2 separate regions of the Homo sapiens genome follow, and region 1 is linked to region 2. A link is a contact called in ENCODE Hi-C or POLR2A ChIA-PET data. All regions are on one chromosome and are shown on one strand. The core of a region is the stretch at or near the end of the contact, and the rest is flanking DNA. Distances in the headings are between cores, read along the strand shown. Region 1 overlaps DENND10 (DENN domain containing 10). Region 2 holds the start of EIF3A (eukaryotic translation initiation factor 3 subunit A).

Region 1 (5,576 bases), core at 1,178-3,677, 51 kb before region 2:
CGGAGCACTTGAGGTCAGGAGTTCAAGATCAGCCTGGTCAGCGTGGTGAAACCCCATCTCTACTAAAAATGCAAGATTAGTCAGGTGTGGTGGCAGGCCCCTGTAATCCCAGTGCCTGCTACGTGGGAGGCTGAGGCAGGAGAATCGTTTGAACCCACGTGGTGGAGGTTGCAGTGAGCCAAGATTGCACCACTGCACTCCACCCTGGGCGACAGTGAAACTCAAAAAAGGGAAAAAAAAGTCACGTCTTCTTCCTTGTTTGCTGACATCATTAATTCATTCATGTATTTTTGAACCCTTACAGCATTCCCAGCACTTTCACTTGCCCTCCCCAAGGTCTCATACGTCATACTAAGTCATCTAGGTAGCACTTTTAGTCTGTGAACAACACAGTAATGCAAAACTCAGATTCACATATGTTGCTGATATTGTAAGAATATGTCTTTACTCTAATGTTGGGGGTAGGTGGGCAGTGAGGATTCCCATGGTAGGAAAGAAGCGGCCCCAGAGTCTCCAGTGTTCAGGTCCTCAGGGCAAGATCAGCCCACTCTTCCTGCTCACAGCTGGCCAGGCCACCAGCACTGCAGAGAAATGGCCCCTCTCATCTTTCCGCTGACATGTCACCTCCTTAGAGATCTGGCCTACCCATCCCCCAATATTCTCCACCTCAACCCCTTCTGTCACAGCACCTAACATGGGCTGTAATTATCTTGTCATTTATTATTTTCTGTGCATCTACTCCACTAAATTACAGACTCCATGAGGGCAGGGATTTGCTCACCACTGCATCCCCACTGCCAGTGCAATGCCTAACAAACAGAGCTCAAGAAACACTGAGTAAATGAATGGATAAATGAAGAAGGCATCAGGTTGGGCCGAATGAGTAAAGCCTGCATATCAGAGGTGCCCCCGTACCCCCAGGTAGGACAGGTGCAGATGGGAGACAGTCCTTCTGGGCCCTCCAGCCCCAGGTTATGAGTCAGGCATCTAGATAAGGCAACGCTGGAAGTGTATCCTTCAGGAGAGGAGCAAGGAGCTGGGAACAGGCCAAATGCAAGGAGCTGGGCGGGCTGCAGGCCACCACGTGGAAAGCACAAGAAATAAAACCCATTTGCCATCCCAGTTTGGCAAGGGCAGAGCAGGTGCCCACTGGGCCACATGGACGCTGGTCAGCATGCCAGGTAGACACCAGCAAGGAGCTGGCTCTGCGGCATGTGGCAACAGTCACTAAGTGGGACAGGAGTCTGACTGCATGATTTCTGTTGTCCTGGAGACAAGCAAAGCAAAATTTTGACAATCTAGTTCCCCATGCTCAGCAACAACCTCCCCTTTATAATTTGTTCCTCCAGGGAAATTCTCCTAGGAAGAAAGAATGCACTGGCTGGCCCAGAAAAGCCTTCCAGACCACTTGGTAGTTACATTTCTCATTGCCAGCGGTCGGTGTCAGCACCAGCCCCTGTGTATACCTGCCCTCGAGCCCAGTAACTAACTAGATCAGGCCAGCCTGCACCTGCTTGTCCATCATCACTGTGGCCGTCTGTAAACCCTCTCTAAGCACCTGCCCGCTGGCCTCTACCACAGCCCCCCACTCTGCTTATGTGCACAGCTCTGCCGCACACCACCCAGCGACACCGGGTCAGGACTTTCAGTAAGTCAGAAGGTGAGGGAGTTACCTGTATAACGTGGCTCTCTGATTTCTCTGGATCTTCTGCAGACTGAACAATTAGCTGACCCATTTCTTTGTGCAGTTTGCCCATTGCCATGGCCTCTGGTGAGATCAAGAAGGTGAATATTTAGAAATCGACATAAAAAATAATCATGCCATCTATCTGAAAACTTGGAAGACCACACTGAGGGAATTTTCAAAAAGCAGCTGATAACCTCCCACATGTCCATTTTATCACTAGACACAAATATGACAACATGCTGGGAGGAAAGGCATAATATAATCGTGATTTATACTTCTGGGCAAACATAAAAACACATCACACCAAACCAGATTTCCCCTTCACACCCACCTGACCAAAATTTTTATTTTTCTTCCCAGACAAAGCATAATGAACAATTCTGACTACAACTAAGTCATGACTATAAGCCAAGAGTCTGACGTTCTAGTCCAGCTCTTTACAGTTAAGAAATGTATCTTTTTGGCGGGAATATTGTGAAAGAGGAGCTTCCTGTCAGTTCTGCAGAAGCCAGCTGGGCGCTCAATTCGTTTAGATTCTTAGAAATGAGCAAAGGAAACCACCTAAGTTAGCCTGGTTACATACATTGCTACTGTCTGCACTGAGGAGGTTAACAGAAACTTGTTTGTCACTTCAAGAGACAGACTCCATTCAACTGGTGCGGATTAGGATGAGCCCATTTTTATAGACACAGAGCAACACAGGGCAGCAGGAAGATGGCCACCCTTTCTGGTCCTAATGCTTCAGCTGCTTAAGTGGCCCTAGCCACAGCCAGTTTTCTTTCACTTTCGCTTTGCAAAAGGCAGTTATTTCGTAAAGATCTGACCCCATAGTTTGAATTTTTCATCATGAGCATGCATTATGTTTGCAATTTTAAAACGAATTAAAGGAAAGCCAGTTATGGTTCTATTAATTTGAATTTTTCAATAAAACCTCACATAATCGAATCTAACAATTCCCAATGAGTCAGCATTCAGCTGCCCCCACTTTTAGGAGAAAGATAAGTGACAAAACAAAGCTGTTAATCAGTAATCCCATCTAAAACCACTACCTGAGTAGTGCTCAACACGCATTTAAGCCAATCTTTTCTACTTTATGTAGCTGTAATTTGGGACAATTTATTTATTTATTTATTTATTTGAGACAGAGTCTTGCTTTGTCACCCAGGCTGGAGTGCAGTGGCGCGATCTCGGCTCACTGCAAGCTCTGCCTCCCGGGTTCAACTGATTCTCCTGCCTCAGCCTCCCGAGTAGCTGGGACTAGAGGCGCCTGCCACCACGCCCGGCTAATTTTTTGTATTTTTGGTAGAGACGGGGTTTCACCGTGTTAGCCAGGCTGGTCCCGATCTCCTGACCTCGTGATCCACCCGCCTTGGCCTCCCAAAGTGCTGGGATTACAGGCGTGAGCCACCATGGCCGGCCTAATTTGGAACAATTTAGAATGTCTAAGAATGCCACTCTAACACTAGTACACCCTTTCCTGATCATTAGCTCTAAGAACAGCTTCATTCCCTTATGCTTACTAAGACATGCTTCAAAAAGATTTTCCATACTGGAGTCACATTTAACCCTGTGTAGTGATAAACGCCTACATATTTTTTGATACTCCTTTCTTCAAGAGGTGGAGACATTCCTCTCTCAAGTGTTGACTAAACTTAGTGATTTGCTTCTAACAAATAGCATATGGAGGAAGTAATGGTGACTATCAAGGCAAGATTATAAAACGCACTGTGACTTCCTTTTCTCTCTCGGGTCACTCACTCCTGGGGAGCCAGCTGTCATATTGTAAGAACACTCAAGCAACCCTATGGAGAGGCCCATGGCAGAAGGAACTGAGGCCTCCTGCCAACAGCCATGCACATTGAAAGCGGATGTTCCAGCCCCAGTGGAGCCTTCAGATGACTGTGGCTCTGGGATATCGTGACTGAAACTTCCTGAGCCAAACTACCTCTACATAAGTCATTCCTGATCCGCCAAAACTGTGAGATAAATATGTGTTGTTTTAGAACATGATGGCTCACGCCTGTAACCCCAGCACTTTGAGAGGCTGAGGCCAGTGGATCACTTGAGGCTAGGAATTCGAGACCAGCCTGGCCGACATGGTGAAACCCTGTCTCAAGTAAAAATACAAAAATTAGGCCAGGCGCAGTGGCTCACATATGTAAGTAATCCCAGCACTTTGAGAGGCCAAGACAGGCAGATCATGAAGTCAGGAGTTCAAGACCAGCTGACCAACATGGTGAAACCCCATCACTAACTAAAAATACAAAATTAGCTGGGTGCGGTGGCGGGTGCCTGTAATCCCAGCTACTCGGGAAGCTGAGGCAGGAGAATCACTTGAACCTGGGAGGCGGAGGTTGCAGTGAGCCAAGATCGTGCCATTGCACTCCAGCCTGGGCATAAGACTCCATCTCAAAAAAAAAAAAATTAGCTGAGCATGGTGGTGCATGCCTGTAAACCCAACTACTCGGGAGGCTGAGACATGACAATCACCTGAACCCGGGAGGCATAGGCTGCAGTGAGCCAAAATCAGGCCACTGCACTCCAGCCTGGGAAATAGAGCAAGACTCTGCCAAAAAAAAAAAGAAGAAGAAAAGAAAAAGGAATATGTGTTGTTTTAAACCACTGAGTTCTGTATGACTCAGAAACATTTCAAAATTAAGAAAATAAACCGCTAAGTTCTGAAGTGATTTGTTATGTGGCAGTAGATAATACACCTTGTTTAAACACAAAAGTAGTGAAACAAGATGAACAGACTATTTAACTTCTTAATATACACTCTGCTGCATAAGCACCCGGGATGTTCTGCTAATATGTCTATGTTTATAGGAATAAATGTTGTGTTCTAGACACGGAAATATCCATCTTCAGCAGAGTTGGTAAGCCAGCCCTCACATACTGGTTTTAGAGAATCAGCCTAAAAATGTACAACTGTTTGGCTTATATCTTGTATCAAGAACAGAACAGAGAACAAACCTTTTGCAAGGGGAGCAATGGTAATCTCACTCTCTGCCAGATTCACAAACACATCATAGAGGTCTGGTCTGTTGCTCACCTCCAAGTCTACAAATCCAGCGACGTAACCTGCATCACAAACATGAGCAACCTTACTGGAGTAGGAAGAAATATGGTGAACCCATCAAAAGAATTGGGTCTAAAAGCTCATCGACTGCTCTCTTTCACTGCTTTATTCATTCGGGAACATTAGCTGTACCCTGTGGCAGTTAGTAAGACTACATTACTATCAGTTGCCTGAAGATATTCACACAACGCCAGATATTCCAAAATTATCCATCAGTGTCAAGGACAAGACTGAAGTAGGGCATTTACTTTCCAATCATTGCTCTTGGGGTCAAGAATGACAGCTGTGGCAGAAGGTAGCAAGGACTCTCTTGACTGATGTTCCCCCTTCAGGTCTTTGCCTTCAGGAAATCAATGGCAAATGCCTGGGTTCTCAGAGTGGAAATGGCATCATCTTTAAGGGTTCAGGGCAACTCAGGAATTAGCAGATCTCTGGGATTGGTGTTAGAACAATGATTCCCAGATTTTTTTGATTTCACAGAGCAATACAATTACCAAAAAAAAAAATTATTTGAGGAGAGACTGATATGGTTTGGATCTGTGTTCCCACCCAAATCTCATGTCGAACTGTAATCCTCAATGTTGGAGGTGGGGCCGGGTCGGAGGTGACTGGATCATGGGGGTGATTTCTTATGAGCGGTTTAGCACCATCCTCTTAGTGTGGTTCTCGTGATTGAGTTCTCACAAAATCTGGTTGTTTAAAAGTGGACGGCACCTTCCCCCACCTTTCTCCTGCTCCAGCCATGTAAGACGTGCCTGCTTCCCCTTCACCCTCTGCCATGATTGTAAGTTTCCTGAGGCCTCCACAGAA
Region 2 (4,885 bases), core at 644-3,143:
AGAAGTAATGAGGGGGAAATGCTTTTTGTGTGTATATCCTGTGGTTTTCTCATTCTTTTTTTTTTTTTTTCTTTTTTTGAGACGGAGTCTCCCTCTGTCGCCCAGGCTGGAGTGCAGTGGCCTGATCTTGGCTCACTGCAACTTTTGCCTCCCGGGTTCAAGCGATTCTCCTGTCTCAGCCTCCCGAGTAGCTGGGATTACAGGCGCCCACCACAGCGCCCGGCTAATTTTTTTTTTTTTTGAGACGGAGTCTCGCCCTGTCACCCAGGCTGGAGCGCAGTGGCACGATCTAGGCTCACTGCAACCTCTGCCTCCCGGGTTCAAGCGATTCTCCTGTCTCAGCCTCCCGAGTAGCTGGGATTACAGGCGTTCGCCACCACGTCCAGCTAATTTTTTGTAACTTTAGTAGAGACGGGGGGGGGGGTTTCACCACTTTGGTCAGGCTGGTCTCGAACTCCTGACCTCGTGATCCGCCCGCCTCGGCCTCCCAAAGCGCCTGGATTACAGGCGTGAGCCACCACGCCAGGCCTAAGTTTTGTATTTTTAGTAGAGACGGGGTTTCGCCATGTTGGCCAAGCTGGTCTCGAACTCCTGACCTCAGGTGATCCACCCGCCCCAGCCACCCAAAGTGCTGGGATTACAGGCGCGACCCACCATGCCCGGCCGATTTCCTCATTCATTAATTCACATATCTCGTCTATTAAATGTGTAATACATTGACAATAATCTATTTCACTGCTGCCTTCTAAATTTTCCTTCTGGGCTGGGCGCGGTGGCTCACGCCTGTAATCCCAGCACTTTGGGAGGCCGAGGAGGGCGGATCACGAGGTCAGGAGATCGAGACCACGGCGAAACCCCGTCTCTACTAAAAATACAAAACATTAGCTGGGCGCAGTGGCGGGCGCCTGTAGTCCCAGCTACTCGGGAGGCTGAGGCAGGAGAATGGCGTGAATCCAGAAGGCGGAGCTTGCAGTGAGCCGAGATCGTGCCACTGCACTCCAGCCTGGGCGACAAAGCGAGACTCCGTTTCAAAAAAAAAAAAAATTTTTTTCCTTCTGAGCTCACCTTTATTTCGTACCAAGGGCTTGAGAATTAGATTCGGTTCAAATGGTTTTCAAATTCTAGGTAAAGTACTTCGTCTGCGAACATTAAAATTGTTAAGCAACAATAAAAGGGCCTCTCAGATTGATTTTTTTCACTAACACTAATTTTTCTTAATTTGTTTGTGACGTGCGCTGTATGTAAAAAGTGACGACACTCCTTTCCGTGTGTTTTCAAACACCAAGCAAGTCTGCTGTGCTCCAGGGCGTTTCGCCCTTTGCCAGGTCGCTGTCCCCATTCGCCCCCTCTGAGAGCCTCCATTTCTCAAGGCAATCCCTGTGACACAAACTTTTTACTTTACCAAGATATAAAAGAACCTTGCTTGTTTATTTTAGGCGTCACTCTTCCCCATGATTGTCTCTCACGGTTGAGCGGCGCTGACCTGATGACACCTGCTCACTGCGTTTTCGTTAAACTCAGCATTTTCACGTAGCCAAGACAGGCGATTCCCAGGCTGGATGGGACCTTACTGTAACTGCACGACTCCGCACAAGTCGCTTTGAAAACCAATCTGCAGACGTTTGCTTGTTCTCCAGACAGAAACTCTGACCCCACACTCACCCTTCCCACCCTAATTCTCGCTCGAAGATTGAAGAGCCTGTGAACTGTCTCCCTAACGCTATCCAGGACAGGCCCAAGACGGGAACTGGACCTTGCGCGCCTAGGACTCCGGCGCCGCCACGTCTGTCGGCGTGCGTGACGCCAGCGCGCTTGCGCGCACGGAGACCCGCCCCCTACATCCGGGGCCTGGGCGGCAGCAGGGCCGCCGCGGGGAGGTCACGTGGCTCCTTCCTTTCCGTCTCTGGCCGGCTGGGCGCGGGCGACTGCTGGCGAGGCGCGTGGGACCTTACGCTGGTTCCCCTTCGTCTCCTCTCCCGGCCCGGGCCACTAGAGAGTTCGCTGACGCCGGGTGAGCTGAGCCTGCCGCCAAGATGCCGGCCTATTTTCAGAGGCCGGAAAATGCCCTCAAACGCGCCAACGGTGAGTAGCTGATCGGGGCGCGCCGGGCTGGGGCGGCCCGAGGCCTCCGAGGTCGAGAGCGCGGGCCTGCTTCCCACTGCTCCGCCGCCCGGCCCGCGCGGGGAGAGGAGACCGATGCGGCCTGCCCGCCGCTGTCCCAGCCGGTGGTTGGGCATGGGTTTCCTTCTCACTCTATCGACTGGGGTCTGGGAGGCGCGTAGCCCGGAACCGTCGCCCCAGGGGCCTTTCCTTCCCCCTGCCGCCTCCGGGTGCGTCGCGGGGACCGCAGCCCGGGAGACAGCCCCTACCCGGACTGGAGCTCCCTCCTTGCTGCCTGCGTCCTCTGGCTCTCCAGGTCCCTGGGGCTTTGGTCTGCTTAGGGCCCGCGTCCCCGGCCGCCATCTGGGAGTGCCGGGGAGTAAGAAACATGGCTCCCTCCCGGGGACAATGCACGCGAGAGCCTCGGCTCCACCTCCTGCCCGGGCCGGGAGCCCTACGGACCCACCCCCGGCCTTCCCGCAGCCACCCCCGCTCTCCAAGCCGCGCTCAGTGCTTTGCTGGGTCGGCGTCCACTTACCCTTTACCCAGCTGCTTTATATCCACTTAGGGGCCTCTGACCCATTTAACCTGATTCCTGTTGTTTTGTTTTGTTTTTGTTTTTTCATTTTTCCTGGCATTGATTAGAAGCAGTCCTAAAGCCTGTTTCGAATCACTGGAAGTTGGAATAGAGTTAATGTAAAGGGACTTCAGGTCGCCTCTTAAAGATAACGAAACAGGCCTAGAGAGAGGTTTCCCCAAGGTCACTCCGGGAGTTGTTGAGCCAAGAGACTTAAAACCAACGTCTCTTGACATCCAGATCAGTCCTTTTTTCTCTTTTTTTCTGCCACAGTGCTGCTGTCTGCGATTTCTATTTCTATATGTGTACTTCAGCCATTGGCGCTTGAGGGAAAAACTTGTGTGCCCCGATCTCTCCAAGGCATTTATTACATTGGCGTTCTGGGGATGCACATGTTCTTGGCTAGGCTCTGGGCTTAAGAAACTTTGTGTAGGGTTTTTTTTTTCCCCTCTAACCGGACAATTTTTCTAATCGTTAGGGCATGGATAGCTCTTATTTTCATCCTTCCTTCACCGAAATAGAAGTTTCGGGTTTTACCCATGTTGTAGATGAATATACCTTGTGAGTTACAGTTTTATGTTTGGAGAGCTTATTTTGTTAGCTTCTTTGAAAATTCATCTTATGAAAATGGCAGTTTGAGTCAGCACATAAACTGATAATTTGGCAGAACCAGAGATATGTTGGTCATATACTTTTTAAAGTAAAAGTAACACTTTTTGTCGGGGAGGGAACTGGTCTGTGGAATAGGATAATTCCACATTGTGTGGAATGGAGTAATTGTTTTAAAAACCTATTGAAACTACAACATAGATGTGAGCACTAATTCATTCTAATGATAACCAGTGATCTAATGGTTAGAACAGACAAGCAGTTTTAGGATGTTTATTAATACATCGGAAAGAAGAGATTGAAATGGAACTTTGTCACTATAAACCAAACTGTAGCAAAGTTTATGACTTTTCGTCGTTTCGAAAGTTAGAATTTGTAGTATACAAAATGATTTGCATGAAATTACTACTCTGCATGGCTGTTGTCGATGTTTTACAGTCATTTGCATGCTTTGCCCAACAGGTATTTTTTTTTCCCCGTGCTAGTAGGCCAAAGCATTATAATGGCCTACATATTATATATTTGGTGTGTTCGGGTCTTGTTTCCTTTATCGCTTCTCTTTTTGGAACCTTCATAAGAACTTCATATAGAAAAGATATGTAATGTGCATCAAACATTTTTTTCCTGTTTCTAAATTGACACAGGCTTGATTCATGAAGGGCAGGTTAAGGAAAGGATCTGAAATTAAAGTAGGCAAGATGAGGGACACTGGGGGGGAAACTTGAGTTTTGTTTGTGTAGCTTTTTAAAAAAGACTGTGGTCCCTTGCAGCCCTTTGAAGCTGTTGGATGGGGATGCATGCGTTCCCTTCAGAGTAGAAACTCATACCTTTGGATTGTGAGGGATCCCTTCTCAAAGTGAGCAGATCGTGGATGGTCCAGGGCACTGCTTCCAAAACATAAGTGAAGGATCAAAGGGCATTCCCCTAATTGGAAATAATCTCATTTTATCTAAATGTTTTACATGTAATATTTGTGATCCTAACAATATTTAGACCTAATTTATTGCATTGTCTTAATAAAATGTAAATAAATTTAAGTAGAATAGTCGTTCAGGTCACCCTAAGCATATATATGAGCAATTTTTGGGGGAAAAATTATAGTAGTCATTCAGGAAGGTGAGAACTTGGACCAGCAGTTACAGGCAAGAATTTCGTATCCTGTAATCATTTGGAGAAGGCCCCTTTTTCATATTATATCATTAGTGGTGCCACACTAACTGCTGCTGACCTTATTATAGTTTATGTTCTACAACCAGTGCCTTTGAAAAATAAAGCTATTAAGGCCACAAATTGAGTAACATAGCATATCCATTTGGTCTGTTGCACAAATAAACTAGCAAACATCAAGGGCTGATGTAAACTTCTTTATACATACTTTCAGTAATGAATTTGAAAGGTATGCTCCAAATGCTCACCCATCCAGTAAGGTTTATAATTCTAGATTTTAATTTTTATTTCTATAATATTAATCTGGAAGTCAATATTTAAGTATTGAAATAGAACCTTTAGTTTATCATAGTTCTTTCCAGTCTCAAAAGCTTCCCCCGGCCACTATTAAATAATTCAGAGGAGGCCGGGCGTGGTGGCTCATGCCTGTAA

Evidence for each region. A loop is a pair of places that touch in the nucleus more often than their neighbours do. ChIA-PET counts read pairs that join two places held with the same protein, here RNA polymerase II (POLR2A). Pooled maps may share reads with other maps.
Region 1: a map of CD14-positive monocyte shows a loop between it and region 2 (5-fold over the local background). The contact joins the enhancer-like site here to the promoter of EIF3A in region 2. A Hi-C loop is called at or near these places in 11 of 168 maps with a recorded cell type or tissue (CD14-positive monocyte, CD4-positive, alpha-beta memory T cell, GM12878 and 6 more), 29 of 37 single-sample maps with no recorded cell type and 21 of 50 pooled maps. POLR2A ChIA-PET finds 5 or more read pairs at or near these places in 29 of 52 experiments (AG04449, AG04450, CD4-positive, alpha-beta T cell and 21 more).

Annotation. Positions count from the first base shown.
Region 1 is chr10:119,128,707-119,134,282 of GRCh38, reverse strand. DENND10 (DENN domain containing 10) reads right to left here. Exons shown (of 9, transcript NM_207009.4): 7 at 4,661-4,768; 8 at 1,674-1,768. Among named protein-coding and RNA genes, the nearest start is that of DENND10, 27 kb to the right of the region's middle. Within about 2 kb of position 2,427, at least 14 of the 41 ENCODE cell types and tissues checked have a DNase peak (open chromatin) inside an H3K27ac peak, as active enhancers do; they include CD14-positive monocyte, CD4-positive, alpha-beta T cell, GM12878 and 2 more, where a contact is called at or near this core.
Region 2 is chr10:119,077,825-119,082,709 of GRCh38, reverse strand. EIF3A (eukaryotic translation initiation factor 3 subunit A) reads left to right here and starts at 1,893. Exons shown (of 22, transcript NM_003750.4): 1 at 1,893-2,082. The coding sequence starts at 2,034. RefSeq lists enhancers at 1,679-1,973, 1,401-2,163 and a silencer at 2,169-2,428.